2 separate regions of the Homo sapiens genome follow, and region 2 is linked to region 1. Evidence: read pairs that join two places in POLR2A ChIA-PET (ENCODE). Cell type or tissue: Caco-2. All regions are shown on one strand. Each heading gives the region's core, and the rest is flanking DNA. Links, peaks and the distances in the headings are about the cores only. Region 1 overlaps LINC01618 (long intergenic non-protein coding RNA 1618). Region 2 holds the start of ERVMER34-1 (endogenous retrovirus group MER34 member 1, envelope).

Evidence for each region. ChIA-PET counts read pairs that join two places held together with the same protein. Peaks named below come from ENCODE experiments on the same cell type or tissue, not always from the same donor. Only the 100,000 strongest peaks of a DNase experiment are listed, where the experiment ranks them.
Region 2: POLR2A ChIA-PET joins it to region 1 with 16 read pairs; 3 of 35 experiments call an interaction of 5 or more read pairs at or near these places.

Annotation. Positions count from the first base shown.
Region 1 is chr4:52,809,242-52,825,718 of GRCh38, forward strand. It overlaps LINC01618 (long intergenic non-protein coding RNA 1618), which reads left to right. Exons shown (of 5, transcript NR_040106.1): 5 at 5,912-6,223. Among named protein-coding and RNA genes, the nearest start is that of LINC01618, 27 kb to the left of the region's middle. RefSeq lists enhancers at 6,942-7,547, 7,548-8,152. In Caco-2, for the core only: no CTCF peak of the experiment used is centred there; no DNase peak of the experiment used is centred there; H3K4me3 peaks cover 519 bases.
Region 2 is chr4:52,745,691-52,762,167 of GRCh38, forward strand. It overlaps ERVMER34-1 (endogenous retrovirus group MER34 member 1, envelope), which reads right to left and starts at 5,735. Exons shown (of 3, transcript NM_001242690.2): 1 at 5,653-5,735; 2 at 5,240-5,379; 3 at 1-253. It overlaps LOC124900185 (small nucleolar RNA SNORA26), which reads left to right and starts at 2,447; the gene lies at 2,447-2,569. It overlaps LOC107986281 (a long non-coding RNA gene), which reads left to right and starts at 5,277. Exons shown (of 2, transcript XR_001741691.2): 1 at 5,277-5,733; 2 at 6,344-7,867. In Caco-2, for the core only: no CTCF peak of the experiment used is centred there; DNase peaks (open chromatin) are centred at 5,201 and 5,971; H3K4me3 peaks cover 1,990 bases.

The DNA.
Region 1 (16,477 bases), core at 978-8,977:
AGAGAGAGAGAAAAAAAGGAAAGAAAGGAGAGAGAAAAAAAGAAAGAAAAAGAAAATAACTTTAACCTAACCCTCACAGCTTACAAAAAAGTTAAAAAGAATCATAAATCTAAATGTAAAACTTAAAACTATAAAGTTAGTCTTCAGTGGAATAGATCTAAAAAGTTAGATCCTTTCAGTCCATTACATTTTAAAGAGAAAAAATTAAATTAGCTGGGCGTGGTGGCATGTGCCTGTAATCCCAGCTACTTGGGAGGCTGAGGCTGGAGAATTGCTTGAACCCAGGAGGCAGAGCTGAGATCGCCCCACTGCACTCCAGCATGCGCAACAGAGCGAGACTCCGTCTCAAAAAAAAAAAGAAGAAAATTTAGCAAAAAGGCAATCTCCCCTTTAATTTAGAGGAACAATCGGGAGTAAAAAGGAAAGAAAACATACTGGGAAAAAAAGAATTGGTGAATCACATGGAGAAATGTGGCCTGGGAGATCTACCTGGGAACACGAATCCCCAGAAATAGCAGTGTCTTGACAGCCTTTGAACTCATTTATTCATTCACCAAATATTTACTGAGCCCCTTCTATATCTGAGATTCTAAGTACACAACAGTAATCAAAAAAGAACCCATCTTGTTCTATACCCATGGAGATTACACTGAAGCAAGGGAAATAGGCTTTAGACAAATACTAATAAGTACATAATAACAACCTGTGAAAAGTGCTATGAGAGAAACAACAGTGTAAAAAAGTAACTAGGTGAGGTGATGGATGTGTTAGTTTGCTTGACTGTAGTCATCATTTCACTTTGTGTATGTATATAAAAGCATCATGTATACCTTAAATACGTACAATACAAACTTTTTAAAAAGGGAACGGGAAAGGGGAGAAAAGAGGAAATAATAGATTATCATCCTAGGAAAGACCAAAAGGGAGGCCTGCTTTAAGTTGGGATGGGGATCAAGGAAGGTGTTCCTGAGGAGGGGTCAGAGCAGTTGAGCAGGAACAAGCCAGAGAAAGACTGATGGGGAGAGGGCTCCAGGCAGGGGTGGGCTACACATCAGACCTCAGCTGGAAAAGTGCTGAGGGAATATGAGAAATGGAAATATAAGAGACGAATTGCCTGTGTGGATGGGGAGGGGTGGCATGAGATGGGGCCGAAGAAGACACCCAAGGGCTTTTATGCAAGGGAGTGACATGATTCAATGCAAGCTGTCAAAAATTTGCATTGTCAATGTATGAAAACTGGCCTTGTGAGAAAGTAAGGTAAGTGGTTGGAAAGTCTTGACAGAGGTCTATGGTGGACTTATTGGTGACATGTCAGTGAAGATGAGAAAAGTGAACAGATTTGAGAGGTGTTTTGAAAGCATTAGTTTGAGGATGGGGCGCAGTGGCTCACACCTGTAATACCAGCACTTTGGGAGGCTGAGGTGGGCAGATCACGTGAGACCAAGAGTTAGAGACAAGCCTGGCCAACATGATGAAACCTCGTCTCTACTAAACATATAAAAAAAAATTAGGTGGGGCCGGGCGCAGTGGCTCATGCCTGTAATCCCAGCACTTTGGGAGGCCGAGGCAGGCAGATCACGAGGTCAGGAGATCGAGACCATCCTGGCTAACACGGTGAAAACCCGTCTCTGCTAAAAATACAAAAAATTAGCTGGGTGCGGTGGCGGGCACCTGTAGTCCCAGCTACTCAGGAGGCTGAGGCAGGAGAATGGCATGAACCTGGGAGGCAGAGCTTGCAGTGAGCCGAGATAGAGCCACTGCACTCCAGCCTGGGTGAAAGAGCAAGACTCCGTCTCAAAAAAAAAAAAAAAAAAAATTAGCTGGATGTGGTGGCAGGCACCTGTAATCCCAGCTACGCAGCTACTTGGGAGGCTGAGGCAGGAGGATCACTTGAACCAGGGAGGCAGAGGTTGCAGTAAGCCGAGATCGTACCATTGCTCTCCAGCCTGGGTAACAGAGTGAGATTCTGTCTCAAAAAAAGGAAAAATAAAGTGTTAGTTTGAACACTGTAAATTGTCCATATTTGGCCTTTTTTTTTTTTTTTTTTTTTTGAGATGGAGTCTCTCTCTGTCACCCAGGCTGGAGTGTAGTGGCTCTATCTTGGCTCACTGCAACCTCCACCTCCCTGGTTCAAGCGATTCTCCTGCCTCAACCTCCCTAATAGCTGGAAGTACAGGCGCGTGACACCACACCCAGCTAATTTTTGTATTTTTAGTAGAGAAGGGGTTTTGCCATGTTGGCCAGGCTGGTCTCGAACTCCTGACCCACCTCAGCCTCCCAAAGTGCTGGGATTAGAGGTATGAGCCACCATGCCCAGCTGGCTTTTTTTTTTTCTACAAAGATGAAAATTTCATATGATTTGGTCTAACAGATTTCGCAGGACTGGTGAAGGAGTTGGAGGGAGGAGTTAGGAATAAGAATGACCCCCATGTTTCTGGCCTTAGCTGCAGAGCATATGGAAGTTTATTGAGATGGGGAAGACTGGGGGAGGGAGAGGTGCTAAGGTGTGGGGGTTGGTAGAAGAAGCTCAGTTGACAGATGTGAAGTTTGTGATATCCGTGTGATGTCCAAGTAGAGATGTCCATGAGGCAGTTGTTACAGGATTTGGGAGCTCAGCAGAGAGTTCTAGCTAAGACACACATTTAGGATTTTTAGCATATTAGATGATATTGATATGTGGGAATGGATACACGCATCTAGAAGAAAGTTTAAAATGAGGAGAGAAGAGGGCCCAGCACCTCCAATATCTGGAGACTGGGTATAGGAGGAGGAGCAGCAAGAAACTGGAGAATGAGTCAGAGCTGCAGGAGGAAAACCAGGAGAGTGCAGCCTATGAAGGCCAAAAGAAGAGCAGGAGTCAACAAAAAAGAGAGAACGGTAGACTGTGTTGGATGCTCCTGAGGGGTCTAGCAAGAGGAGACATTGATTATTTGTTGTTTAAACTCCAGGTTAAGGCCAGACATGGTGGCTCACACCTGTAATCCCAGCACTTTGGGAGGTTGAGGCGAGTGGATCGCTTGAGCTCAGGAGTTTGAGACCTGCCTGGGCAACATGGTGAAACCCCATCACTACAAAAAATACAAAAATTAGCTGGGTGTGGTTGCACACACCTCTAGACCCAGCTACTCAGGAGACTGAAGTGGGAGGAATTGCTTGAGTGCAGGAGGTGGAGGTTGCAGTGAGCCGAGATTGCACCACTGGATTCTAGCCTGGGCAACAGAGCAAGACTATGTCTCAAAATAAATAAATAAATAAATAAAATCCAAAGTGAGAAAATATACCTGCTACTCTGTAAAACACAGATTTGGTAACATCACAGAAAAGAAACCCTACTATTGCTGTGAATGGATATAACAATATAAACATATACATTGTGTTTGCTCTGTGCCAGGCACTGCTCTGAGTATTTCTTATATATCCACTCATTTAATCCTCACCACTCCCAGTTTACAAACAGGACAAAGGTAAATAACTTGTCCCATGTCAAAGGGCTAAATGTAATGGAGCTGGAATTAAATCCAGGCATTCTAGCTCTGGGGTTAGTGCTATTAACTATTATACTCTCATGAATGATTGACAGATTCCTTAACAAATTTGAAAGCTGTCATTTGAAATACAGAATGTCACTGCTGATGCATTCAGATAGCTGCCAAAGGTGAAACAGTTTTCAGTTTAGAATTTTAGTGGATTTGCTATAAGGACGTGTTTGTGTGTGTGTCCACGTGTTTTAACTTCTCTAATCCTGGGCAGACCTATTGCCATATGTGGTAGATGGTTTCAGAGATGCTTACAACAGTCTCTCCCATCCAGCATGCCCTTAGCCTCTCCTCCATCAAGAGGAAGGGCCTATTCCTTTCCCCTTAAATCTGGGCTGCCCTTTGTGACTTGCATCAGCTGATTAAAACGGGGTGGAAATGATGTTCTTGGACTGTCAAGGCCTGGCCTCAAGAAGCTTTTAGTTAGTTTTTTTGTTTGTTTGTTTTTTGTTTTTTGTTTGAGACAGAGTCTCGCTCTGTTGCCCAGGCTGGAGTGCAGTGGCGCGATCTTGGCTCACTACAACAACCTCCTCCCAGGTTCATGTGATTCTTGTGCCTCAGTCTCCCAAGTAGCCGGGATCGCAGGTGCCTTCCATCATGCCCAGCTAATTTTTGTATTTTTAGTAGAGATGGGGTTTCACCATATTGTCCAGGCTGGTCTCGAACTCCTGACCTCAAGTGATCTGCCCACCTTGGCCTCCCAAAGTGCTGGGATTATAAGCATGAGCCACCACACCCAGCCAAGAAGCTTTTAGTTTCTGTTTTCACTTAGGAAAAGCAGCCATCATGTAAAGAACTCAAGGCTCTTCTGCTGGAGGGAAAAACATCTGAAAAGGAAGGCCCTGGAAGATGAGACAAAATGAATCCAGAGAGGTCAAGGGAAGAAAAACTGAGGCGTCTCAGTTGAAAGCCAGCACCGCAGCCCGAGATAGATGAGTGAGGCTGTCTTGGATCTCCAGCCTAATGAAATGCCAGCTGGACACAGCTGTGTGAGTGAACCAGCAAACACCATGTAAAACAGTCTTTATGCTGAGCCTGGCACAACCTCCTGACCCACACAGTCGTGAACAATAAGAAATGGTTGTTGTTTAAGCCACTAAGTTTTGGGGTGGTTTGTCTTGCCACAATGTGTAACAGATAAATTCAATCTCAATCCTCTCTCTATGTTCCTGAGAAGAGTGTTAAAGTCAAGGAAGGGCCTTTTACTTTGACTCACAAGTCTACAAGACCTTCAACGCCTGGGTTAGATCCTCTTTCCTCTGTCTCCACTTGGCTTCATGTACCCAATAAAGAAGATTTTGATGTCCTCAGACACCAAAATGTCAGTGGATTTCTTTGGGTCTTGTAGTTATAGGTAACTTCCTGTATTTTTCAATTTTTCTAGAATTAGCAAAAATTATTTTAATAATGAGGAAAGATATACCAAAACTCTTTTTCATAACCGTGGCAGCATGGCAACCACTGTTTGTGGGTTGCACAGCAGCCACTCCCAGACTTTGTCTTTCTTCCCAAAGAGCCTGAAAGAACCAGGTGCTCATCTTCCCAGTCTCCTTTGGTGCTAGAGGCAGCCATGCAATCAAATACCAACAAGATGCCAATAGATACGAAGGTAAGTCTGCTGAGAGGCTTCTGACCAAGAGTTTTCCTTGTTGGGAAGGAAAGAAGGAAGGAAGAAGAGCTCTCTCTTGTTTTGCTCCTTCTGCGCCCTGCCTTTGGTTGTGGACACGTAAGATTGTGATGTTTGGAGCTCTTTAGCCATTTTGCAACCATAAGGTAATGGGTTTACAGTTTAAAAAACTAAAGAAAACAATCTACTCAAAAATAAAAAGGAGGAAAGAAACAGAGATTGAAAAGCACTTGGCTTCTTGATATCATCATTGGTTGCTGAACCAACGCTGAGACTTCCCGTCTGTTGACTACCTGTTAACTAATTGACGAATGTCCGTATAGTTTAAACCAGCATTAATTTTTTTTTTTTTTTTTTTTTTTTTACTCACAGCTGAAAGCATCCTAGCTAATACAGCATCTCTCTGGGTATTGAACATTCTCTTACTGGTACAATCGTCCCTTCAGTATACATGGGGGATTGGTTTTAGGACCACTGCATATACCAAAATCTGCATATACTCAAGTCCTTCAGTCAGTGCTGTGGAACCCATGAGTGCCAAAAGGCAGCCCTCCATATACACAGCTTTCATGTCTTGCCAGTACTATATTTTTGGTCCATGTTTGGTTGAAAAAAAACCTATGTATATGTGGACGTACATAGTTCAAATCTGTGTTGTTCAGGGGTCAACTGCACTTAGTTTTCCCATGCAGCTAAATTCAATTCTTCCCGCTGTAAATTAATCCTTTTCCCTCTTTTTTTGTCACAGTGGGGACAAGACTTGCTGCTTATCAATCTTTGCAGTAGAGGGAATTCTGTGGCAGGCAGCTATCAGACTTGAACTGCAATACCGGCTCTTCCTGGCTTTCCAGCTTGTGGGCCCCGCCTCCATAATCATGTGAACCATTTCCTTAAAATCAATCACCCCCTGTGACTTATTTATATATATATGTATATGATCTGTTTCTCTGGGGAACCCTGACTAATACAATGATCTAAACCAATTTTCTGTTTTGATTTTAGCTTTGTATTACGGCAATTTGCTATCTATCCAAAAATCAATAAAATAGAATTAAAAACTCCCATGCATCTAGCACCCAGCTTCAACAATGGTTAATTTGCAACTTTTCTTTCTCATGCTATACTCCCACCCACTTAACTACCTCCCATATTATTTCCAGGCCAACCCCAGACATTTTATCATTTTACCTATATACCTTTCAGTATGCATCCCTAGAAACTAATGACTTTTAAAAATATAACCACAATACCATTTCCACACTTAAAAATAATTCCTTAATATCATCAAATATTCCATCATGTTTAAATTTCCACCAATTATCTATCTCTTAAAAATTGGGGCTGAGCATGGTGGCTCACACTTGTAATCCCAGCACTTTGGGAAGCCAAGATGGGTGGATCACTTGAGCCCAGGAGTTCAAGACCAGCCTGTGCAACATGGTGAACCCCCATCTCTACTAAAAATACAAAACATTTAGCTGGGAGAGTAGTGGTGTGCACCAGCTATTTGGGAGGCTGAGGTGGGAGGATCACCTGAGCCCAGGAGGTCGAAGCTGCAGTGAGCTGAGATTTTGCCACTGCACTCCAGCCTGGGCGACCAGAGTAAGACCCTGTCTCAAAAAAAAAAAAAAAAAAAAAAAAAAAAGTTATACTATGTATCATTTTTTAAAGTTAATACAGAAGTAGGACCTACTCATTGAAGAAGTTTTGGAAAACATGAGAAAGCACATAGAATAAAAATGAAAATCACCTGCAGTCCCCACCAGCCTATAAGATGCCATTGTATGATTAGAAAAAGATGGACCTTTCCAGCAGGCACAACCTGTGCCAAGATGCCAGCCACCACTTATTGTCTCAAGTGGTACCCCCGCATCCTGCACAAACTGGGCCATTGTACACTCATGGCCCTGAATATTCCACCAGTGTTTACATTTTGAAGTAGAGCCTTCCAGATTGTTTATGGATATAGGCATAATTTTTGTATAATCAGTTCCATGCTATACATTCTGTTTTGTAAGCAGCTTTTTTTTTTTCACTTAATAACAGACCATAGAGAGTGGAGCCAAGATGGCCGAATAGGAACAGCTCCGGTCTACAGCTCCCAGCGTGAGCGACGCAGAAGACGGGTGATTTCTGCATTTCCATCTGAGGTACCGGGTTCATCTCACTAGGGAGTGCCAGACAGTGGGCGCAGGCCAGTGTGTGCACGCACCGTGCGCGAGCCGAAGCAGGGCGAGGCATTGCCTCACCTGGGAAGCGCAAGGGGTCAGGGAGTTCCCTTTCCGAGTCAAAGAAAGGGGTGACGGACGCACCTGGAAAATCGGGTCACTCCCACCCGAATATTGCGCTTTTCAGACCGGCTTAAGAAACGGCGCACCACGAGACTATATCCCACACCTGGCTCAGAGGGTCCTACGCCCACGGAATCTCGCTGATTGCCAGCACAGCAGTCTGAGATCAAACTGCAAGGCGGCAACGAGGCTGGGGGAGGGGCGCCCGCCATTGCCCAGGCTTGCTTAGGTAAACAAAGCAGCCGGGAAGCTCGAACTGGGTGGAGCCCACTACAGCTCAAGGAGGCCTGCCTGCCTCTGTAGGCTCCACCTCTGGGGGCAGGGCACAGACAAACAAAAAGACAGCAGTAACCTCTGCAGACTTAAGTGTCCCTGTCTGACAGCTTTGAAGAGAGCAGTGGTTCTCCCAGCACGCAGCTGGAGATCTGAGAACGGGCAGACTGCCTCCTCAAGTGGGTCCCTGACCCCTGACCCCCGAGCAGCCTAACTGGGAGGCACCCCCCAGCAGGGGCACACTGACACCTCACACGGCAGGGTATTCCAACAGACCTGCAGCTGAGGGTCCTGTCTGTTAGAAGGAAAACTAACAACCAGAAAGGACATCTACACCGAAAACCCATCTGTACATCACCATCATCAAAGACCAAAAGTAGATAAAACCACAAAGATGGGGAAAAAACAGAACAGAAAAACTGGAAACTCTAAAACGCAGAGCGCCTCTCCTCCTCCAAAGGAACGCAGTTCCTCACCAGCAACAGAACAAAGCTGGATGGAGAATGATTTTGACAAGCTGAGAGAAGAAGGCTTCAGACGATCAAATTACTCTGAGCTATGGGAGGACATTCAAACCAAAGGCAAAGAAGTTGAAAACTTTGAAAAAAATTTAGAAGAATGTATAACTAGAATAACCAATACAGAGAAGTGCTTAAAGGAGCTGATGGAGCTGAAAACCAAGGCTCGAGAACTACGTGAAGAATGCAGAAGCCTCAGGAGCCGATGCGATCAACTGGAAGAAAGGGTATCAGCAATGGAAGATGAAATGAATGAAATGAAGCGAGAAGGGAAGTTTAGAGAAAAAAGAATAAAAAGAAATGAGCAAAGCCTCCAAGAAATATGGGACTATGTGAAAAGACCAAATCTACGTCTGATTGGTGTACCTGAAAGTGATGTGGAGAATGGAACCAAGTTGGAAAACACTCTGCAGGATATTATCCAGGAGAACTTCCCCAATCTAGCAAGGCAGGCCAACGTTCAGATTCAGGAAATACAGAGAACGGCACAAAGATACTCCTGGAGAAGAGCAACTCCAAGACACATAATTGTCAGATTCACCAAAGTTGAAATGAAGGAAAAAATGTTAAGGGCAGCCAGAGAGAAAGGTCGGGTTACCCTCAAAGGAAAGACCATCAGACTAACAGCAGATCTCTCGGCAGAAACCTACAAGCCAGAAGAGAGTGGGGGCCAATATTCAACATTCTTAAAGAAAAGAATTTTCAACCCAGAATTTCATATCCAGCCAAGCTAAGCTTCATAAGTGAAGGAGAAATAAAATACTTTATAGACAAGCAAATGCTGAGAGATTTTGTCACCACCAGGCCTGCCCTAAAAGAGCTCCTGAAGGAAGCGCTAAACATGGAAAGGAACAACCGGTACCAGCCGCTGCAAAATCATGCCAAAATGTAAAGACCATCGAGTCTAGGAAGAAACTGCATCAACTAATGAGCAAAATAACCAGCTAACATCATAATGACAGGATCAAATTCACACATAACAATATTAACTTTAAATATAAATGGACTAAATTCTGCAATTAAAAGACACAGACTGGCAAGTTGGATAAAGAGTCAAGACCCATCAGTGTGCTGTATTCAGGAAACCCATCTCACGTGCAGAGACACACATAGGCTCAAAATAAAAGGATGGAGGAAGATCTACCAAGCCAATGGAAAACAAAAAAAGGCAGGGGTTGCAATCCTAGTCTCTGATAAAACAGACTTTAAACCAACAAAGATCAAAAGAGACAAAGAAGGCCATTACATAATGGTAAAGGGATCAATTCAACAAGAGGAGCTAACTATCCTAAATATTTATGCATCCAACACAGGAGCACCCAGATTCATAAAGCAAGTCCTGAGTGACCTACAAAGAGACTTAGACTCCCACACATTAATAATGGGAGACTTTAACACCCCACTGTCAACATTAGACAGATCAACGAGACAGAAAGTCAACAAGGATACCCAGGAATTGAACTCAGCTCTGCACCAAGCAGACCTAATAGACATCTACAGAACTCTCCACCCCAAATCAACAGAATATACATTTTTTTCAGCACCACACCACACCTATTCCAAAATTGACCACATAGTTGGAAGTAAAGCTCTCCTCAGCAAATGTAAAAGAACAGAAATTATAACAAACTATCTCTCAGACCACAGTGCAATCAAACTAGAACTCAGGATTAAGAATCTCACTCAAAGCCGATCAACTACATGGAAACTGAACAACCTGCTCCTGAATGACTACTGGGTACATAACGAAATGAAGGCAGAAATAAAGATGTTCTTTGAAACCAACGAGAACAAAGACACCACATACCAGAATCTCTGGGACGCATTCAAAGCAGTGTGTAGAGGGAAATTTATAGCACTAAATGCCTACAAGAGAAAGCAGGAAAGATCCAAAATTGACACCCTAACATCACAATTAAAAGAACTAGAAAAGCAAGAGCAAACACATTCCAAAGCTAGCAGAAGGCAAGAAATAACTAAAATCAGAGCAGAACTGAAGGAAATAGAGACACAAAAAACCCTTCAAAAAATCAATGAATCCAGGAGCTGGTTTTTTGAAAGGATCAACAAAATTGATAGACCGCTAGCAAGACTAATAAAGAAAAAAAGAGAGAAGAATCAAATAGACACAATAAAAAATGATAAAGGGGATATCACCACCGATCCCACAGAAATACAGACTAACATCAGAGAATACTACAAACACCTCTACGCAAATAAACTAGAAAATCTAGAAGAAATGGATACATTCCTCGACACATACACTCTCCCAAGACTAAACCAGGAAGAAGTTGAATCTCTGAATAGACCAATAACAGACTCTGAAATTGTGGCAATAATCAATAGTTTACCAACCAAAAAGAGTCCAGGACCAGATGGATTCACAGCCGAATTCTACCAGAGGTACAAGGAGGAACTGGTACCATTCCTTCTGAAACTATTCCAATCAATAGAAAAAGAGGGAATCCTCCCTAACTCATTTTATGAGGCCAGCATCATTCTGATACCAAAGCCGGGCAGAGACACAACCAAAAAAGAGAATTTTAGACCAATATCCTTGATGAACATTGATGCAAAAATCCTCAATAAAATACTGGCAAACCGAATCTAGCAGCACATCAAAAAGCTTATCCACCATGATCAAGTGGGCTTCATCCCTGGGATGCAAGGCTGGTTCAATATACGCAAATCAATAAATGTAATCCAGCATATAAACAGAGCCAAAGACAAAAACCACATGATTATCTCAATAGATGCAGAAAAAGTCCTTTGACAAAATTCAACAACCCTTCATGCTAAAAACTCTCAATAAATTAGGTATTGATGGGACGTATTTCAAAATAATAAGAGCTATCTATGACAAACCCACAGCCAATATCATACTGAATGGGCAAAAACTGGAAGCATTCCCTTTGAAAACTGGCACAAGACAGCGATGCCCTCTCTCACCGCTCCTATTCAACATAGTGTTGGAAGTTCTGGCCAGGGCAATCAGGCAGGAGAAGGAAATAAAGGGTATTCAATTAGGAAAAGAGGAAGTCAAATTGTCCCTGTTTGCAGACGACATGATTGTTTATCTAGAAAACCCCATCGTCTCAGCCCAAAATCTCCTTAAGCTGTTAAGCAACTTCAGCAAAGTCTCAGGATACAAAATCAATGTACGAAAATCACAAGCATTCTTATACACCAACAACAGACAAACAGAGAGCCAAATCATGAGTGAACTCCCATTCACAATTGCTTCAAAGAGAATAAAATACCTAGGAATCCAACTTACAAGGGATGTGAAGGACCTCTTCAAGGAGAACTACAAACCACTGCTCAAGGAAATAAAAGAGGACACAAACAAATGGAAGAACATTCCATGCTCATGGGTAGGAAGAATCAATATCGTGAAAATAGCCATACTGCCCAAGGTAATTTACAGATTCAATGCCATCCCCATCAAGCTACCAATGACTTTCTTCACAGAATTGGAAAAAACTACTTTAAAGTTCATATGGAACCAAAAAAGAGCCCGCATCACCAAGTCAATCCTAAGCCAAAAGAACAAAGCTGGAGGCATCACACTACCTGACTTCAAACTATACTACAAGGCTACAGTAACCAAAACAGCATGGTACTGGTACCAAAACAGAGATATAGATCAATGGAACAGAACAGAGCCCTCAGAAATAATGCCACATATCTACAACTATCTGATCTTTGACAAACCTGAGAAAAACAAGCAATGGGGAAAGGATTCCCTATTTAATAAATGGTGCTGGGAAAACTGGCTAGCCATATGTAGAAAGCTGAAACTGGATCCCTTCCTTACACCTTATACAAAAATCAATTCAAGATGGATTAAAGATTTAAACGTTAGACCTAAAACCATAAAAACCCTAGAAGAAAACCTAGGCATTACCATTGAGGACATAGGCGTGGGCAAGGACTTCATGTCCAAAACACCAAAAGCAATGGCAACAAAAGCCAAAATTGACAAATGGGATCTAATTAAACTAAAGAGCTTCTGCACAGCAAAAGAAACTACCATCAGAGTGAACAGGCAACCTACAACATGGGAGAAAATTTTCGCAACCTACTCATCTGACAAAGGGCTAATATCCAGAATCTACAATGAACTCAAACAAATTTACAAGAAAAAAACAAACAACCCCATCAAAAAGTGGGCGAAGGACATGAACAGACACTTCTCAAAAGAAGACATTTATGCAGCCAAAAAAAACATGAAGAAATGCTCATCATCACTGGCCATCAGAGAAATGCAAATCAAAACCACTATGAGATATCATCTCACACCAGTTAGAATGGCAATCATTAAAAAGTCAGGAAACAACAGGTGCTGGAGAGGATGTGGAGAAATAGGAACACTTTTACACTGTTGGTGGGACTGTAAACTAGTTCAACCATTGTGGAAGTCAGTGTGGCGATTCCTCAGGGATCTAGAACTAGAAATACCATTTGACCCAGCCATCCCATTACTGGGTATATACCCAAATGACTATAAATCATGCTGCTATAAAGACACATGCACACGTATGTTTATTGCGGCACTATTCACAATAGCAAAGACTTGGAACCAACCCAAATGTCCAACAATGATAGACTGGATTAAGAAAATGTGGCACATATACACCATGGAATACTATGCAGCCATAAAAAATGATGAGTTCATGTCCTTTGTAGGGACATGGATGAAATTGGAAACCATCATTCTCAGTAAACTATCGCAAGAACAAAAAACCAAACACCGCATATTCTCACTCATAGGTGGGAATTGAACAATGAGATCACATGGACACAGGAAGGGGAATATCACACTCTGGGGACTGTGGTGGGGTCGGGGGAGGGGGGAGGGATAGCACTGGGAGATATACCTAATGCTAGATGACACGTTAGTGGGTGCAGCGCACCAGCATGGCACATGTATACATATGTAACTAACCTGCACAATGTGCACATGTACCCTAAAACTTAGAGTATAATAAAAAAAAAAATTAAAAAAAAAAAAAAATAACAGACCATAAACATTTTCCCACATCACAAAATTTGCTTCCCAAGCATGACTCTCTGTGGCTACACAGGGTGCCGTGTATGACTATACTATAATTGGTGTAGCCAGTGAGAAGTTGTTTAAACCTATTGCCCTTGCAGTGCAATGCTATCTTAAAATACAGGCAAGAACATTATGTTCTTTTTGGTAGGAACATTAAAACATGCAGGGGAGTTTCTGCACATGGATTGCATGACTATGAGGTTTTAAATTGATTCCACCCATTGGTTTGGGAAGACAGAGAAAGTATGCTTCCACTTAGTGCAACTCATGTCTTGCGGGGTGGAGAGAGCTGTCTCTTGATGCATTTAGATTCTTAGCTCTTCCATAGTAAACAAGAAGCTTCAGCGAGGGGCAGTGAGTCACAAAAATGGAACATATTTATTTGTATGGTTATTCCCAAAGTGATACAACCAGGAGACCTAGGGTTTGGGGAGCCAACCTCAGCTGATGTGTGAGGCTGGCAGAAGGCCACAGGCATGAGGGTTCTCTTGGACTGGCATTGCTGGGTGTCAGGGCATGAACACACCTCTCCCTGGACGAAAAAACCTGCTAATTGCCTTGTAAGAAACATCATCACAGACTCAAGGAGTTGACTAATGGATTCTCGGAAAATTGCCAGCTCATAATCTCTGTGCCTTGAGAATTGGGATAAACATTGAGGTCAATTGCAAAGCCCTATTTGACCAAACCCACAGCCCACAGTCAGTCCAAAGCTAGAGCCCTAGTGTTTTCTATGCCAGCTCTTTTCATTTTTTCTGAATTCACAAAACTAAATGACTCAGTTTAATGAAGGCATTCGGACTAGGGGAGGTTAAAGGGCAGATGCAAAGCAGGAATTCCTAACCCCAGAGGCCACTCCTAAGGGTCACGGTATTTGGTAAGTGTGTTGAAATACCTCAGATGGGAAGGCCACATACATGAAATCATCAGAAGGATGATTTCACATTAATCCACAAATTAAACTTTAGGAGGAGAGAAGGAGTCCATATCACTGGGCCTTGATGGAGAGCTTTTCTCAGGTAACAGGAAACACAGAACATCAAGTTCTCCTCAGAGATGACTCACATATTAAACATGACCTGCTAGGTACTCTTGAATCTGAAACCACAATGAGCTGTCTCTCATCACTTCCAAGGAACCGCATTTTCTAGAATTTCACCCAGTTCTTGTATCAGAGACACTATTGGATGGTATGAGTTTTCTAGGACTGCTGTAACAAAATGCCACAAACTGGGTGGCATAAAACACCAGAAATTCCTTCTCTCACAGTTCTGGACGTTAGAAGTCTAAAATCAAGATGGTGGGCAGGGCCACACTCCCTCCAAAGCCTCTAGGGGAGGATCCCTCCTTGCCTCTTCCAGTTCATGGAGGCTTCATCCAGGTGTTCCCTGGCTTCTGGCTGCATAGCCCTAATGTCTGCCTCCTTCTTCATATGGGCTGTCTTCCCTCTGTGTATGTCTGTGTCCAAATTTCCCTCTTATTATAAGGAAACCAATCATATTGGGTTAGGGTCTGCTCTAATGACCACATTGCAACTTGATTGCATCTGCAAATACCTTATTTCCAAATAAGGTCATATTCACAAGTACCAGGAGTTAGGATTTCAACGTGCCTTTTTAGAAGACACAATGTGACCCATGATAGCTGGAAAGTCGAAGGTCCAGAATTATAGATACAGCTGCATCACCAACTGCTGTGTGATCCTAAGCAAACTGCTTTTCATCCCTGGGCCCAGGTATCCTCATCTGTCCCCACAATTACCCTCATGACTCGCAGATTCAATTTCTTTCAGATCAGTCAAAGGGAATAGACTCATTGTAGAAAGGGTCTACCAGGCGGGAGCAGCATCACAATGCTAGCAGGCAATGCCAGGACTGGTGTGGAGGGGTCTGTGTGATGGCCCGGGTGTGCCGAGTGGAGAATGAAGGGCACCAGGATACCCCCAGAAGTCTCTGGCTAAGGCCTTTTGTGGTGCCGGCAGCCACGCCATACACTAAAGAGCAACCAGCCAAATTGCCATGCTCCTTCCCCCTGGCCCTGTAGGCAGCCAACCCCTGGGACAGCAGTCATGATACTCAGTTCTAAGGCCCAACAAGCACAGCCAACAGCCTTTGGCTTCCAGAGCTCATCATGAAACTGACATGAGCAGGTGAGATCCAGTTGGCTTAAACAACTAGCGTAATCAATCCAGACTAAATATACCTCCCCTTGGCCCAGCTTAAATATTTAGACAGCCACAATGCCTGTGTGCAGAGGCAGTGAGTGGATGAGAAAGTTTTAGCTCTGGTGAGGCTGAAGGGACTTGACATGTTATTGAATCAAAGGCTGTAGAAGGTGAAGCTGGGGCCGCCACACATTCCAGGAATGCGGATATAGCACTCTCAGTGTGTATCTGAGGCTGACAGGGTTTGACAATCTCCATCTGGGAACAATAACCTCGAGCAGCAGGCCAGGCCATGCTGAGGGCTGCTCTGCCTCCCTCCTGGCTCTGCCCCTCGTCTCTGGCCCTGAGCTGTGCACTCTGAGATGGATAGTGGAGGGGAAGTCCATGTACCATGGTCCTCTGCAGCACTGCTCTGCATGCAGGAGCCCTGGAGAAGCCAGGGGTGGGGGCCAGCCTCACCGAATGCTTGCAATTCCAGGAGCAGTGGGCTGAGGACAGAATCCATTTCCCCCCTCTGGGAGACCTGAGTGGAATGCCACAGGGGAAGGCAATTTGGGACGCTGACTGATCACCCAGCCAGCTGCAAAGTCTCCTAGCATCGGGTGGAGAAGCCAGGGGGTGGCAATGTGTTTACGTCACGTTTAATACCTTGGGCTATCTTTGTGTGAACGGGGGAAGTCAGGAGGCTTTCATCTGTGAAGTTCAAAGCACTGTTCACAAACTACCTCGGCTAATCCTCACTCTGATCTGAATTTTGTTGTGTAGTTAAACTGATCACAAGAATTTGGTGGATAGGGCTAGGGTGGGCCTCTGGGACAGGCTTCCCCATGCTTGGTTCCCACGTGGCCAGGCAGTGAGGTGGGGGGAGCGGGTTTATGGTGCAGAGAGTGCTGGAGCAGGAAGGAAGACCTCAACACCACATCACACAGCCCAGGAGTGTCCTGCTTTATACGGGTGACACTGAGTGCAGGGAATGTGATGAGACATACTTTCCTGAGCTCCAGAATGA
Region 2 (16,477 bases), core at 1,952-9,951, 63 kb before region 1:
AAGCTGTCTACTTCATCTGCTCATGGAGCCTGTGAGTAGGTGCCAAAATTCCTCAATTTGAGGTAACCCATAGCCTTGGCCTTCCAGTTGTCATATAATGATCTCAATCTAGCTTCCTGTGGCTTGTACAAATTCAGGAATTTTATTTTGATGACTATGTAGGTGGTTAGCAGTACTTCATAAGGTCTCTTCTTTTTCCAGGGAGGTTACAACACATCTTTTCTTCTAAAAACTTTCAGATATACTTGATCACCTGGTTGAAAAGATGGCAGGGTCTGTTAGTGAAAGCCACACATTTTTACCTGTTGAAAATATGCTCCAAGTATACTAATTATTGTATATAATTAGTCACAGTTTTGAATTGTTCACTGAAGTCCTCACAATGCACATTCAATCTATGAAAGTTTTAGAGATGCCAGTAGGCACAGAGTAGCCAAAAACTATTTCAAAAGCAGTCAGTCCTCCTATTTGGAGTATTCCAGACCTTTTTTGTTTGTTTCTTATTTTTTGTAGCGATGGAGGTCGCACTTTGTTGCCCAGGCTGGTCTGGAACCCCTGGCCTCAACTGATCATCCTGTCTCAGCCTCCCAAAGTATTGGGATTACAGCCATGAGCCACCATACCGGTCAGTATTCCAGATCTTTATAAGGACCAAGGGTAATGCTTCTGGCCGTCTGAGTCCAGTTTATTGACAGATTTTTTCCTAGAGTTCATTTTATGTTTAGATTTTTATGTTTCACTTGCCTTGAGGATTGAGTATAGTAGGGGGTATACAATTTTAATGAATATCCAAGAGTTTTGCAAGTAACTGATTTAATTCTGCGTAAAGTGAGTTCCTTTATCTGATTCAATTCATAAAGGAATGCCAAAACAAGAAATAATCTCAGTTGTTAGTTTCTTTTCCACTGTTATGGCCTTAGCACATCTAGTTGGATAGCACAGTCCATCCATTAAACATGCAGTGAGAACAGTCTAAGGCTGGAGACAAATCTATAAAGTCCATTTAGAGTACCATAAAAGGCAGTGTGGGTCTTGGAAGACTCTTTGCAGTATGCTTACCATCTCTAGAGTCTTGGTGAGATTTACAAGTACTGCACTGGGAAATAATTTGATCAGAAATGCTATGGATGCCAAGAGCCAACTGTCTTTTGGCTCTTTTTGGCTCTTTTGATCATCCTATTCACACATATGTAAATACCTTAAAATTTTCTGTATACTAATTATGTTCTGACGTTTGGAAAACCTTTCCAGCTGAGGGCCGGGCACGGTGGGACACACCTGTAATCCCAGCACTTTGGGAGGCTGAGACGGATGGATCACTTGAGGCCAGGGGTTCAAGAACAGCCTGGCCAACACAGCAAAACCCCACCTCTACTAAAAATATAAAAATTAGCTGGGCATGGTGGTGTGCGCCTGTGGTCCCAGCTACTCGGGAGACTGAGGGAGGAGAATCGCTTGAACCCAGGAGGTGGAGATTCCAGTGACCCAAGATCACGCCACTGCACTCCAGGCTGGGTGACAGAGTGAGACTCTGTCTAAAAAACAAAACCAAAAACAAACAAACAAAAAACCTTTCCAGCTGAGGAGAGACTACCTTTCTTAGGGACTAGCCAATTCTCAGAGATAACAAGGGGCCAACCAGGAGCATGTCTTTGATATACAAACTAATCAATCCAGAGCCATACCTCCTCTATCTGGCCCTTACACACATGTAAGCAATTATTTGTCTGCCTTAATCATCCCAGGGCCAAGTGCTATGCAACTAGGGGACAACCTCTACAATTTGAAATCCATTGAAATTATTCAAACTAGCCAATCCTAAGCTGTTCACCCTGCCCTGCCTCTTCTTTCCCATGGAGGTTAACATATACATCCCTGGCCTTGAGTGAAATGAAATGACCCAGGCCACAAGCGCATGACCAGTGGGACTGGAGGGTTCCTTGGTGCATTTGTCACCAAGGCCCGAATCTGGCTCTCTTAACAGAAAGGCAATTGACACCCATGGGCTCACTTAGCAAAACAGCTGCTTCTAATGGGGATTGCAGACTTAAAGAAACTGAGATGCAGCCGGGCACAGTGGCTCATGCCTGTAATCCCAACACTTTGGGAAGCCAAGGCGGGCGGATCACCTGAGGTTGGGAGGTCGAGACCAGCCTGACCAACATGGAGAAATCCCATCTCTACTAAAAATATAAAATTAGCCAGGCGTGGCGGCATATGCCTGTAATCCCAGCTACTCGGGAGGCTGAGGCAGGAGAATGGCATGAACCTGGGAGGTGGAGGTTGCAGTGAGCTGAGATTGTGCCATTGCACTCCAGCCTGGGCAACAAGAGGGAAACTCCATCTCAAAAAAGAAACTAAGATTCATGAGCTGTGGACCAGGGAGCAGTGCAGGGAGTAGTAGCAAACCCTGTAAAAAAAAAAAATCTTAAATCACCCTTTCTTGTGCCCCTTTTAAGGTTGACACAGTGCATTAAGCAGAAGGGTTAAGTAAGTCTCCATAAAACCCAGAGAAGAGAATGTAAAGCTCCTCTTTGGAGGAGCTAGACTCCTGTCTGGAGTCACAGCTGAACAAATTCCTTACAGTTTAAGCACATTTGTGATATTTTTGCATATCACATATGATGCATTCAAACTTAACCTTAGCTTTGACAGTGCATAAAAACCAAGTGTTGGTATTTGACACTGTAAGCAGTAATGGCCCAGCAGAATAGTATAGACTGCTTTCACCTGAGAACATCTGAAGACTGGCTGACTCTGGTCATAATGCCTCCCAGAACCAGATTTCAATGGGTACGGACATTTGAACTGTTACCTACTTAGGCCATGGAATGTCTCAAGTTACTCAAACTCACCCGCAAAGGCCTTGCGTCACTTGCGTTCCTCCTGATCTCGAAGGCAGGTGTGCACACTTAGCAGCTGGCTGTTGCTACCAATGGATTCCCAGTTGTGCTGCCTTTGCCTAACCTCTACATGCTCTCCCAGGCATAACCACAGAAACCTTCACTGAGATATTGAAATTAGCATTAACCACCCCACACACCTGTTTTTATTTACTCAGTTTTGACAAGCCTTTCCGTGTATATTGCTGTGAAAACAATGAGATAGCTGTAGGTATTCTAGGACAACTTTCTTCCTCTCAGGTAAGTTGCATAGCATATTTTTTTTTCTTTTTTTTCCTTAGAAACAGGGTCTCACTCTGTTGCCCAAGCTGGAATGCAGTGGTGCAAGCATGGCTCACTGCAGCATCGAACACCTGGGCTCAAGAGATCCTCCCACCTCAGTCTCCCCTGTAGCTGGGACTACAGGCATGCACCACCATACCTGGCTTCCTTTTTTAAAAAAAATTATTTTTAATAGGGACAAGGTCTGGCCATGTTGCCCAGGGTGGTCTCAAACTTCTAAGCTCAAGTGATCCTCTCATCTTGGCATCCCAAAGTGCTAGTATTATAGGTGTGAGCCACCATGCCCGGCCTCATAGCATATTTTTCATGTCAGTTGGATCCCGTGGTATCAGGCATGCTCCTATGCCTATGTAGTGACCTCAGCTGCCATCCTAATTGACAAAGCCATTAACCTTACAATAGGTTCTCTTATTTACCTTTGTTTCCCATTCTGTGTCAACTCTTACAGTTCCATAAAAGAGTGCCTTTCTACTTGACAGACCAACCCCTCCTCATCTTGCAACTCTGTAATGCTCTAAACCTGTACCTCTCCCTGATGGAGAACCCCACTCCACATCACATGATTGCCTTACAGTCACAGAGTTGGCTTCTAAACCACAAGAAGACCTCTTAAGATACTCCTTGAGCCATCCACACTTACTCTGGGCCGGGTGTGGTGGCTCACACCTGTAATCCCAGCACTTTGGGAGGCCGAGGTAGGGCAGATCACCTGACGTCAGGAGTTTGAGACCAGCCTGGCCAACATGGTGAAATCCCATCTCTACTAAAAAATACAAAAATTAGCCAGCGTGGTGGCTTGTGCATGTCTTCCCAGCTACTCGGGGGATCACTTGAACCCAGGAGGTGGAGGTTGCAGTGAGCCGAGATGGCAGCCTGGGCAACAGAGCGAGGCTCTGTCTTAAACAAACAAACAAAAACAGACTTACTCTATCCTGTGACAACTCTTATAAACAAAATTCTCAGAAAGATAATAACCAGCTATGACATAGTGAGCTTGTACACTGGTGAAAGAGAAAACGTACACTACTTACACTGACTAGGTATACCCTGGGACTCTGCCATGTCCTTGGCAGTTTGGAAACCCCATAGATGATGATGATGATGATTTGAGACGGAATTCTTCTTATTATTATTATTAATTGAGATGGAATCTCACTCTGTTGCTCGGGCTGGAGTGCAGTGGTGCGATCTCCGCTCACCACAACCTCTACATCCCAGGTTCAAGCAATTCTCCTGCCTCAGCCTCCCGGCTAGCTGGAATTACAGGCATGCACCACCACGCCTGGCTAATTTTTGAATTTTTAGTAGAGATGGGGTTTCACCATGTTGGCCAGGTAGGTCTCGAACTCCTGACCTCAGGCAATCCGCCCACCTCGGCCTCCCAAAGTGATGGGATCACCGGAGTGAGCCACTGCGCCCTACCCCCCCATAGATTCTCGACCTCAGCATATACTCCCATCACCAATGGGCATATAATTGTTATCCTATTACAGTCTATTTATTTTCCTACATAAATTATTATTGTTCATTGCGCAACACTTAGGAAACTGATAGAGTATCTTTATGGAATTGTAGGGCTGAGAAAGCTGCTAAATGGGCAGGCAAAAATGGACTCCCTGTCTCTCCTCCACCCAGCTTGCGACCCTCCTCTTATCTCTGACTCACGTTCATTGTCGGGCAAATGCCCCACAACCTAAAACAGACATGGCTACCAAAGGGGGCCAAGCAGTTATGCGATGGATTAGACATGGGACCAAATGGACTTCTTTGGCCACTGTGCTCACAAAGGGGAGACATAGGAGAAGCTCAGGAAAAAATAAAGCGTTATACTCACAAGTCCTAAAGACAGGAACCATGCCAACCATACAGGGCCACATGGGAAAGACACCAGGATGGTCAACAGGCAGAAGATCATCGTGAGGGAAAGGTTCAGAGCACAGCCTCTATTGCCTTCCTGTTAAGCGAGCAGGATTCAGACACCAGGAACCCTCCGGTCCCACTGGCCACGTGCTCAGGGCTGGGTAATTTCCTCCCGCTCAAGGGTAGGAACATACCTGCGCTTAAAACTGAGGCTGCCGCACCTCCGCAGACGTAGACAACGAATTCCTGGAGCCCAAGGTCGGCCGGGGTTGGGTTCCTGTCGCCGCACGCGTGGCCCGCCCGAAACCCGCTACAAAGTAGCGGCGTGTCTGCCCTAGGGAGGCAAAGCGCAAACTTGTTACCGCGCCGGGACCTGCCCCGGGATTCTCCCAGCGGCTCCGCAGGACGCAGCGCCTGTGCCTCGCGCGGCCCTGGGACGGGCACGGCCGTCCGCCCCCTGGGCCGCCGAGGGCTGCTTTACCCCTCCGTTCTGGCCGCGGGCAGCAGAGGAGCTCGGGGCGGGCAAAGCTCGAGGGGACACGGGGCGAGCCCAGACCCTGCCTGGGAGCCCTCCCCGCCGGAGACCAAAGGGCAGAAACGCACTCACAGTGCAACTCCGAGGGATAAACTGGCCGACGATCGCCGCCAGGCCAGAAGACCAAGAAGAAGGCTCGCGGCGGGAACTGAAGTGAGCGGGGACACACGAGGGCTGGGAAGATCCTGGGTTGGGGCGGAGCGGGGCTGGGAAGATCCTGGGTTGGGGCGGGGCGGGGCACCGCAGAGCGGACAGCCGGATTCAGGCACCAGGAACCCACCGGTCCCACTGGCCAGGTGCTCCGAGCTGGGTGATTTTCTCCCGCTCAAGACTAGGAACATACCTGCGCTTTCGGCGCAGGGAAGACTCTGGGCGAGGGCGGGGCTGGGAGGAGGGCCGCGGGGCAGGCAGCCAATCCCAGGAAACTTCGGGACGAGGGCAGGACGGGGGCTGGACGGGCCCAGCCATTGGCCACCTGTGTCCACTGCCTGCCTAGGTCTGGCTTCCTAGGTCTGGCGGGTGAGACACAAGGCGAGCCTGCACGAAGCATCCTTCGAACCTCAGGTACCCTGGGCAGGAGAATCGGCTTCTTCAGGCATCCTGCTGGGCCTTGGCCCTCGTCGATCTGGTTCTCTCAGCCCCTCGGTTTCTCCCCTGGGGAGACTTCGCGATTACCCTCTCCTCCCCTTGGCGCCTAGGCTCTCAGTCACGCGACCGCCTAGAGCCCTGAGCTGCTATTTATGCCGCGTTTTTATTCACTTAGGTATTCAGCACGCCTTCATCAGGTGTGTACTCTGTGCCAGGCAATCTTCTAATCCTTAAATGGACGAAACAAAGGCCTCCCTTGGACTGACATTTTTAATGAAGAATAAAAACCCATAATGAAATATAAAAATATTAACGTTATAAGAGCTAAGGGAAAAAACATGTGTTACAACTTGAAAATACAAAAATAGGAAATCATCTTTCTCTGTGGACGAATGAAACCCCTGATTCTAAGAAACAAAGAAACAAAACTCATCATGACTGGTGTTCTGTACTCTTTGGAAAATACGTTTTACTGTAGAAATGACTAAATGCGATGAAAGACTCTTTACCAGAAGCAGTGGCTGGTTGGCGGCGCCTGTACGCCTGAGGAGCACCCTTTTTGTGTCCATGTTTGATAAAGCAGAAGAGACCTAAAGAGACAAGGGGCGGCCGGGCGCGGTGGCTCACTCCTGTAATCCCAGCACTTTGGGAGGCCGAGGCGGGCAGATCATCTGAGATCGGGAGTTCGAGACCAGCCTGACCAACATGGAGAAACCCCGTCTATACTAAAAATACACAATTAACCGGTTATAGTGGCGCATGCCTGTAATGCCAGCTACTTGGGAGGCTGAAGCAGGAAAATCGCTTGAGGCAGAGGTTGCGGTGAACCGAGACTGCGCTATTGCACTCCAGCGGGCAACAAGAGCCAAACTCTGTCTCAAAAACAAACAAACAAACAAACAAACAAAAAAAAAACCACAAGGGCCATCGCTCTGGGGCGTGGGACATATGGTCCGCAGTTGGGATACTAACTGTTGTATGGATGGGGGAGTGGTCCTCAAACCCTGGAGCTTCTCAGTCCCTGCCTCTTTCAACCTCTAAATGGGCCCACTGCTTTTCCCTTCCCACTGTTCTGCCGGCTGGAGCACCCCCAGCACCAGCAGCGCGGCTCCCACGCCTCTGGTCTGGGCTCTGCCAGCCCCACGGGTCTAAGCTCTCCCCAGGCCATTATTTTTTGTCTCCTCTTTCTTCATTGAGGTCCTCTCTCTGTCACTTGCTCTTTTGCCTGGCTCAAGACATGGGTTTAAACACTGTTTATACTACCCCTTGCTAATGTTGACTCACTACCCCATATCTTTTTCTTTTTTCTTTTTTTTTCCAAGTAGCACTCTTTGAGATGTCCTTTTATTGATGTTTCTTTACACGTTGTTTTTACATGCATTACAGTGTGATGAACATATCCATCCACTGAAATAACATTATTCTCAACTACGCAAAAGAAAGCAATACTCTTAGAAGAATCCTTTCTGCATATGTCTTTAGACACTTTTACATTCATAACACTGGTCACCAACCCATTTCTATGTTTAAGTAACTTGACTTTTTCTCCTTCTCCCTTTCTCTACCTATTAAATTCACATTTTATTTTACCCCAAGCTACTTTTACCTAGTACAGTGTCTATGTTTTTCACTGTAAGATTGAGTAAGGCCAGAGATGAGGAGAATAGTGATTGTGAAATAAAATGAAAGATATACTCAATTCTTGGGAGCAATAGCCTTGTTGTTGGGTTATGTTTATTCATTTATAAAACTAATGAGAACCTACCATAGTCAAGCACTGTAGTAGACCTGAGAGAAAATAGTGAATAAAACCCCAAATCAAGGACCTTGCCCTTGTGGAACTTTTAGTATAGTATATGGAACAGGCATTGATACACGAATCCTGTATAAATGTAAAATTACCACTTAAGAGCTGGAGTGGTGGTGTCAGGGACCTAGCTGTCAGTTTGAGGGAAGGATGATTAAGCACAAAATTGAAGATCATTTTATAAAGCAAAAGAGTGGAGCTTGGGGTATAGGTAGAGGAAAGAGGATGTACAGTGTGTGTGCTCTAGGAAGGAGCTCACTGTATCCATGGACATGTAGAAAGGCTGCCATGACTTTCTACACAAAAAGCCAAGGGGTGAGGTGGGGTGGAGAGAGATATAGGATAAGGCATGATATAATCTGGGCTACAGAGGGGATGTGGCTGGAGATGCTGGTGACTGCCAGACCATGCTGGACTTTGTAGACCATGTTTAAAATGTCCATAAATGATGCTCATTAATAATGTGTTGTATAAATGCATGTCAATAAAAGTTGATGTTTGCAAGACCAGCATGTGTTCAGGCCAGCATGTTCACAGCTAATAATAGCTAACCATTATTGCACACTTATTTCATTCTTTGCACTCCTTTAACTGCTCTGTATAGATTATCTCATTTAATTTTTCCAGCTACTGTACCCAATAGGCAAGATTAAATTCCTCATTTTAGGCAGAGTGTGGTGGCACATACCAGTAATTTCAGTGTTTGGGAGACCGATGTAGGAGGATCACTTGAGGCCAGGAGTTCAAGACCAGCCTGAGAAAAATTAGCCTATTGTGGTGGCATGTGCCTGTAGTCTCAGCTACTCAGGACGCTGAGGTGAGAGGCAGTGAGCTATGATAGTACCACTGCATGCCTCGGTGACAGAGCAAGATCCCATCTCTAAATTTTTTTTTTTTTTTTTTTGAGACGGAGTCTCGCTCTGTTGCCCAGGCTGGAGAGCAGTGCTGTAATGTCTGCTCACTGCAACCTCCTCCTCCCGGGTTTAAGCGATTCTCCAGCCTCAGCCTCCTGAGTAGCTGGGATTACAGGTGCGCATCACCATGCCTGGATAATTTTTGTATTTTTAGTAGAGACAAGGTTTCACCATGTTGGTCAGGCTGGTCTCGAACTCCTGACTTCATGATCCACCCGCCTCAGCCTCCCAAAGTGCTGGGATTACAGGGGTGAGTCACCACACCTGACCTCTAAAAATTTTTTAAAAAATCTTCATTTTGCCCTTGAGGATCCACATATTGCTTTTTTTTTTTTTTGAGATCTAGTCTATTCCCAGTCCAATAGTGTAGATGGTTAGTAAACATATTAGGAGTTCTGAGCACATCTAATCAGTGTAGTAGCTCGTGACTCAAATGCCACTCTAACAGTTGCACATGTGTGCACAAACACAAATTTAGAAAATTGAAATTACAGCTGCAATGGCAAGACGGTAGACACAGAATTCCATGGCAGCATGGAATTCTCAATTTCTGTAACTTTGAAGGTGCTTTTCTTTAAAAAATTGTGGGTCTTAATTTGGAATGCTTTAAAATACAGAATTATATTAAGGCAGTCATATTGGAAGATGCATGTTGACCTGCTGAACCTAAATAATACAGCTTCCTCTCCTGTAGGATTTGATGATATGGATTTTAAATAGTGCTTTTTCTTTAAAAAAAGTTCCTTAAAATGATTACATATTATCCATTATGCTTAGCATCCAATGTATTCTATGAAATCACTATATAAATTAAAGTAATAATTTATACAGTATGGTCAGACTAATTAGCATAAGGCACTCAGTTGAAAGTAGAGCTGAAATAAATGATTGAACTCTATTAAAGAAAATTGAGTGAAGAGACAGACCAGCTTCTTCTGTAGCATGATTTTAATGAGGCTGCTGAGTTGAGTTCTGTTCTGTATCAAAAAGGGAACACAAATCTCTTGAGGTTCTATTTCTGGCTCTACCAAAGGCTTTGCTCTTATACCTAGAGCAAGATGGAACCTGTTACTTTTTTTCAATCTGCAAAATGCAGGCAATGTTTTTAGCTTTTTTCACAGGAGTAGCAGGATTAATGAGTACCACAAATGGCTTTCCCTATTTTGTAACTGCAAATGCATTCTTGTTGCCATATTTTCATGAGAAATGAACATCTGCTGGTTTTTTCCAATAAGGCTAAAACTTTCAAATGTGGAATATGTAGGTTATGAGCTCCACTTTAAAATTCCAGTTCCAAGTTTAAACAAAAGGAGAATAAGATAAATATTTCAAGTACTAACAAAACAGTAAAGAAGGAAGTGAAAGTGTTCTTATAAATGGAGATCTTTTTTTTTTTTTTGGAAATCTATTTATTTTCGGTAAGATTAGTAAGAGTATCTGAAATATGTTATTAAAGCTTATGTTGAACGAGGCTGGTTTGCTGGAAAAGATAATTTCAAAAGTAAATTGGTATGTCCATGGGAATTAATATGGCAAGCCTGTTGAGAAGTTTGTAATTTGTTAGTTTTTATTTTATTTTATTTAGAGACAGAGCCTTGCTATGTTTCCCAGGCTAGAGTGCAGTGGCTATTCACAGGCATGATCATAGCACGCTACAGCCCTGAACTCCTGCGCTTGGATGGTGGGCATGTCTTGCCAGATAGCAGTAACTCGAGCAGACCCTGCGAATTACCCTATGTTTCTTGGTGAATGTTTGTTCAGTGTTCTGAGGTATGGACCCCAGGAATGGCTAAATCAGATGTTTACACCATACCTGTAAGAACACCAGGACCCTGACTCGTTCCTTGGAACACAAGTCATACAAGGAAGCGAAGGCCTTTGTTTTGAGCGGAGTAGAGGCTACTAAGTAGAGGCTGCCAAACGAAAATACCTTTATAACTTACATGTTATTCACAAAATAGCAGTGGTTTTCCTGTCCAGCATGCCACTCCTGGATGCCCGGTATGTAAGCCCCCGGAATAAAACTCCATGTCTTGCCTGCTGTCTCCGGATCTTTTTTATTAGCCTCTCGGCGACTGTACCCTCCCAGCTTGCCAGCCTGGGGATCCAAAACGATGGGGCTCAAGCAATCCTCCTGTTTCAGCCTAGCTGGGACTACAGTCATGTGCCACTGTATAGGGTAATACACTTTAGAATGACTCTTGATAACTCTGAGATCTATCAGTCCCCGTACTGGGCTGGGCGTGGTGGCTCAGGCCTGTAATCCCAGCACTTTGGGAGGCCAAGGTGAGTAGATCTCTTGAGCTCAGGAGTTTGAGACCAGATAGCAGTAACTCAAGCAGACCCTAAGAATTACCCTATGTTCCTTGGTGAATATTTGTTCAGTGTTCTGAGCTACGAACCTGAGGAATGGCAAAATCAGATGTTTACAGCATACCTGTAAGAACACCTGGATCCTGGCTCATTACTTGGAGTGCAAGTTGTACAAGGAAGCGAGGGTAACATGGCAAAACCCCATCTCTACAAAAAATACAAAAAATTAGCCTCGTGTGGTGGTGCACGCCTGGAGTCCCAGCTACTCAGGAGGCTGAGGTGGCAGGATTGCTTTTTGAGCCTGGGAGGCAGAAGTTGCAGTGAGCTGAGATCATACCACTGCACTCCAGCCTGGGCAACTGAATGAGACCCTGTCTCCAAAAAAAAAAGAAACCTAGCATTGATGCTGAGGGTCTGGGATTGATGATGTACATGAAATGAGAAACATTCTTAAACTTCGTGATTACACAGATTTCCAGCTAGTCAACGATACTTTTATCCATCCTAGGTGACTCTTACTGTCCTATACTACTGTAGGAGAGCTCAGTCCTTATTTCAGCAATTGGGTGAGACACACATTGTGATTGTGCTTGTTTTTGAAAGACAGAGTCCAGGTCGGAATCACAGGGAAGGAAATCAACTACTTCAAAATATTGAACTGGTTAGTGGGAAGCGCTCAACTTCTCACTCAGAAATTCCAAGTGGAGAAATTTGCAGTAGAATAATGTGCCTGGCTTGCCTCGGCTCCTTCTCTCACTCTTCCCCAGGGAAGGAGGAGCATTTTCTCTGATTGGTGAGTTTCAAGAAGTAACTGAACAGGGAATGGCAGACTCTCCCTGCCTCCAGGCCTCTGAGATTGCTGACCTGCAAGAGCTAGTGTAAATTAAAAAAAATTTTTTTTTGCATATTTTTTATGCATATCTATGGAAGTCTTTTTGTTTGTTTGTTTGTTTCCTTAAGATGAAGTCTTTCCCTGTCATCCAGGCTAGAGTGTAGTGGCACAATCGTGACTCACTGCAGCCTCGACCTCCTGGGCTCAGGAGATCCTTCCCACTTAGTCTTCCAAGTAGCTGAGACTACAGGTGTGCACCACCATGCTTGGCTACTTTTTGAATTTTTTTGTAGAGATGGGGTCTTGCTATATTCCCCAGGCATCGAACTCCTGGACTCAAGCCATCCTCCCACCTGTGCCTCCCAAAGTGCTGGGATTATGGGCGTGAGCCACTGCACCTGGGTAGTGTGAATTCTGTTTTCTGCAACTGAGCCCATTCTACATACTTGGTGCTTCTGGCCAAGCTGTTATTAATGTTCATTATGTGGACTCCAGGATGGATTTTACGTAAAGAATGAAGACAACATCTATTCATAAAATTCCCCCAAATCAACTATCACCTCATTTCAGTAACTTACAGGAGAAATTGCCCTCTTCGTATAGGCTGATATTCAGATGAAATTGGACTTAATAAATATTCTGTTTTTTTGCTTTTGCTCACATTCTTCTGTACCCTTGACGACAGTGGCTGTGGACATGCAGAATGAATGGAAAAAGTGTCATGTTTTTACATTGGACCTTTCCTACTATTATAGCACAGTAGCTAACAAATATTTGAAACTTAACAAATATTTGTTGATTGAATGAATTATTACATTCAGGGATAAACTGAAAATGTTTTATTTATTTATTTTTGAGACAGAGTTTTACTCTTGTTGCCCAGGCTGGAGTGCAATGGTGAGATCTTGGCTCACTGCAATCTCTGCTTCCTGGGTTCAAGCTATTCTGCTGCCTCAGGCTCCTGAGTAGCTGGGACAACAGGCATACGCCACCACAGCTGGCTAATTTTGTATTTTTAGTAGAGACGGGGTTTCACCATGTTGGCCAGGCTGGTCTCGAACTCCTGACCTCAGGTGATCTACCCTTGGCCTCCCAAAGTATTGGGATGACAGGCATGAGCCTCTGTGCCCACCCAAAAGTGTTTAAAAATCACTGTAAAATATTCTATAATGCCCTTAATCAGATTCTAGTAGCATGGTGGGTTACTTACTGATTCAGCCTGGGAGTCTTACCAAGCTAATTTTGGGACAGATCCATCATGGAGGCCATGGGTGTGCAGTACTGAGAAAGCTTTTAAGCATTTATCACATGAAAGAGGGCACTACCACATTAGCCTGGATCTCATGTACACACATAGATACAGGTTCTCAACCAAGGTTTCCAGGTGCAAATAGTTAAAAACGTTAGAGTCCATCCTGGACAGGCAGCAAAGAAAATGATATAGCTTTCTGCTCTCTGGGGTCTGAAGCTCCAGCCTGTGTCCCATAATGGCTGTCATCTTGTCATTCACTTCACCTTTAGCCCGTGTTTAATAAGCCCCTTTCTGCTAAATATGCTGCCTGACTTCTTGGACCTTCTAATGTCACATATTCCAACTGCCCATCCTTGCTCTAGTTGACCTGTTTCCCAATTGTTCTCTCTCTTTCTTCCCAGACTCCTGAAGACTCTCGCTTTTAGCCATATGGGTGAAGGGTGATCTGCACATCCATTCATGCTCTTAATCAGACAACAGGTACTTGGGAGCACCAACTGTGTATTGGGTAGTGGGCTATGTGCTAGGGATACAAAGATGATCAAAACATGGTCCTAACTCACAGGTGATGATTGTACAATAAGTGATAAGGTCAAGGTAGCACTGGGCACTATGGGGGACAGAGATGAGGCATCAAACCAGGCTGGGAAGGGTTCCAGGAGCAAAGCTGCCTTCCTCCGGTTGCCATGTCCCAAAGAGCATCTATTTATAAAGGTGAAATTGAGAATCCTGAATAAGTCCTAGAACAAGACCAGAAGGCTTTGTGCTTCTGGGAGAAAATGGATAGGTAGACATGGGCTCTGAGGAGGAAGGAAAGTTCTACACACATTAGAGAAAATGTTAAGTGTTTAGGTTACTGGGCTTAGAAACAGCATTTGTACATCTTTGTGATGGGGCCTTATTGGCACTCTTTTAAAATTAGTCTTGGGGAACAGGGTTAAGTGGGGAAAAATATATCAACTAAAATTTGTTTATAATGCATAGGAAAAAATTGTGTGTGTGTGCTGTAGGTATTTTTACTGCCATTTTGGAGGAGGTTTATGGTTTCCTAACAAGCTCTGATTATTAAAAAGCATGTACTTGTATAGACAAGTTGAGGGAAAAGCCTGATTGACATTAATCTCACACATGTTGCTGGGAAGAATTTTTTTTCCTGGTTGTCTTTGAAGTGAAGATCAGAGGTGATTCTTTGTTACCGAAAAAACTTTGATGTTTTCCTGCACTACTGCTCACAGCCAGGATGTAAACACTAACATCCACAATCATTTTATGATTAGAAATTTGTTCAGGAAAACATAATTTGTTATTGCTCAGTTGTGACTTTGAAATGTTCCCGGGTGTCTTGAAGGGAAAAATAGTTCTAGAACAGAAGCATTGACATCCATTAACGAAGTCTATTTAAAAACTTGTTTAGCTGAAAATGAATGCATCAAAGTGGCAACAAAAGAACTTGCTTTAGTACAGTTGGAGTGGGAGGGAATCAGGATGCGTCCGACTGCCGAGCGCGTGGGACTGAGCCTGAGGTTTTGGAGCTGGACAGGCTCAGCTTTGAATCCTGGCTCTGTCATTTATTAGCTATATGTCCTAAAGCAACTTACATTATCTCAGGTTCTTCATAAAGAAAATGAGCATAATAATATTGTTAGAATTCAGTTCCAGTACGTATTTAAGGTGCCTAATATGAGTAGATGCTCAAAATGGTAGCTATGTTGATCTTGAACAAAGTCATTTCACAAAATTTTTACTCTGAAGTGTCAAATGATATGGCATGAGTTTTAAATGTACTAAATGGTCCAAATGTCTTACCTTGCACAACTCCTCCTGGTATGATATTGGCTTCTGTTTTTCCTGATTGATATAGAAGGCTGAAGGTGCTAGAATGTGACTCATCGAAGTGCATGGGTGAGACCTGGCAGAGACCCTTTGGACCAGTCCCACGTGTTGACATATATACCTGTGGTTTTCCATATGCTATATTGACAGATGCACAGATGATTTCTGGTTATTGCTGGCTGTTTCTCACAAATGCTATCCTCTCCTTAATTTATAACCTAATAGATACAGAAAGAGGTGAAAGTAGTGCCTATACTTTAATCAGCTGAATGGTCCTCCAAGCTATGAGAAAATCCTACTGTGCCACTAAACTTCCAGAGAAAATAATAGGGAATTGATGGAGGAGAGAAACCCCTTTCTGGCCCACCAGCACAACCAAATCCATCCACCCAACCTTTCATCCACTAACATGTGCTCAGCAGTGGGGGACGCAATGTGAAGCAGATATCTGCCCTCACAGAGTTGACAAGCTGGGGATCACAGGGTCAACTGATTTGTTAGACAGAATGCCTTCATATCAGGTGAGGAAAAGAACATTTCATCCCAAATATGCACTCTTTATAGAAAACTTAAAAAAAAACACAAATAAATGAAGAAAATGATAATCGCCTTTAACTTACTTCCTAGAAATAATCATCATTAGCATTTTGGTGTAGTTCCTCCTTACGTATTTTTTTTTTTTTTTTTTTTTTTAGATGGAGTCTCGCTCTGTCACCCAGGTTGGAGTACAGTGGCATAATCTTGGCTCACTGCAACCTCGACCTCCTAGGTTCAAGCAATTCTCCTGCCTCAGCCTCCCGAGTAGCTGGGACTACAGGTGCCTGCCACCACACCCGGCTAATTTTTTTTTCTTTTTTTTTTTTGGTATTTTTAGTAGAGACGGGGTTTTACTGCATTAACCAGGATGGTCTTGATCTCCTGACCTCGTGATCTGCCCACCTTGGCCTCCCAAAGTGCTGGGATTACAGGCATGAGCCACTGTGCCTGGCCTCCTCCTTAAGGTCTTTGTGTTTGTGTATGTGTGTCTAACATGCAATCCATATTTTCTGTCTTGTTTTATTATTCACTTAATATTATATCATGAGCAGTTTCCTGTGCTGTTAAATATCTTTAAAAATATGATTTTTAGTGGTTGCTTGATGTTCCATTTCATGGATCTACAAAATTAATTTTTACCATTTAGACTGCTTTTTTCCTTATTGTTTGCTACTGTAGTTAATAGTAAAATAACATCTTTAAACCAAAAATTGTGCCCAAATCTCCAGTTTTTCTTTAGGGTATATTTCTATAGGTGTAAATTTTTGGATCACTGGATATGAAAGTTTTGTTGCTTTTGCCAAATTACTTTCCAGAATGGG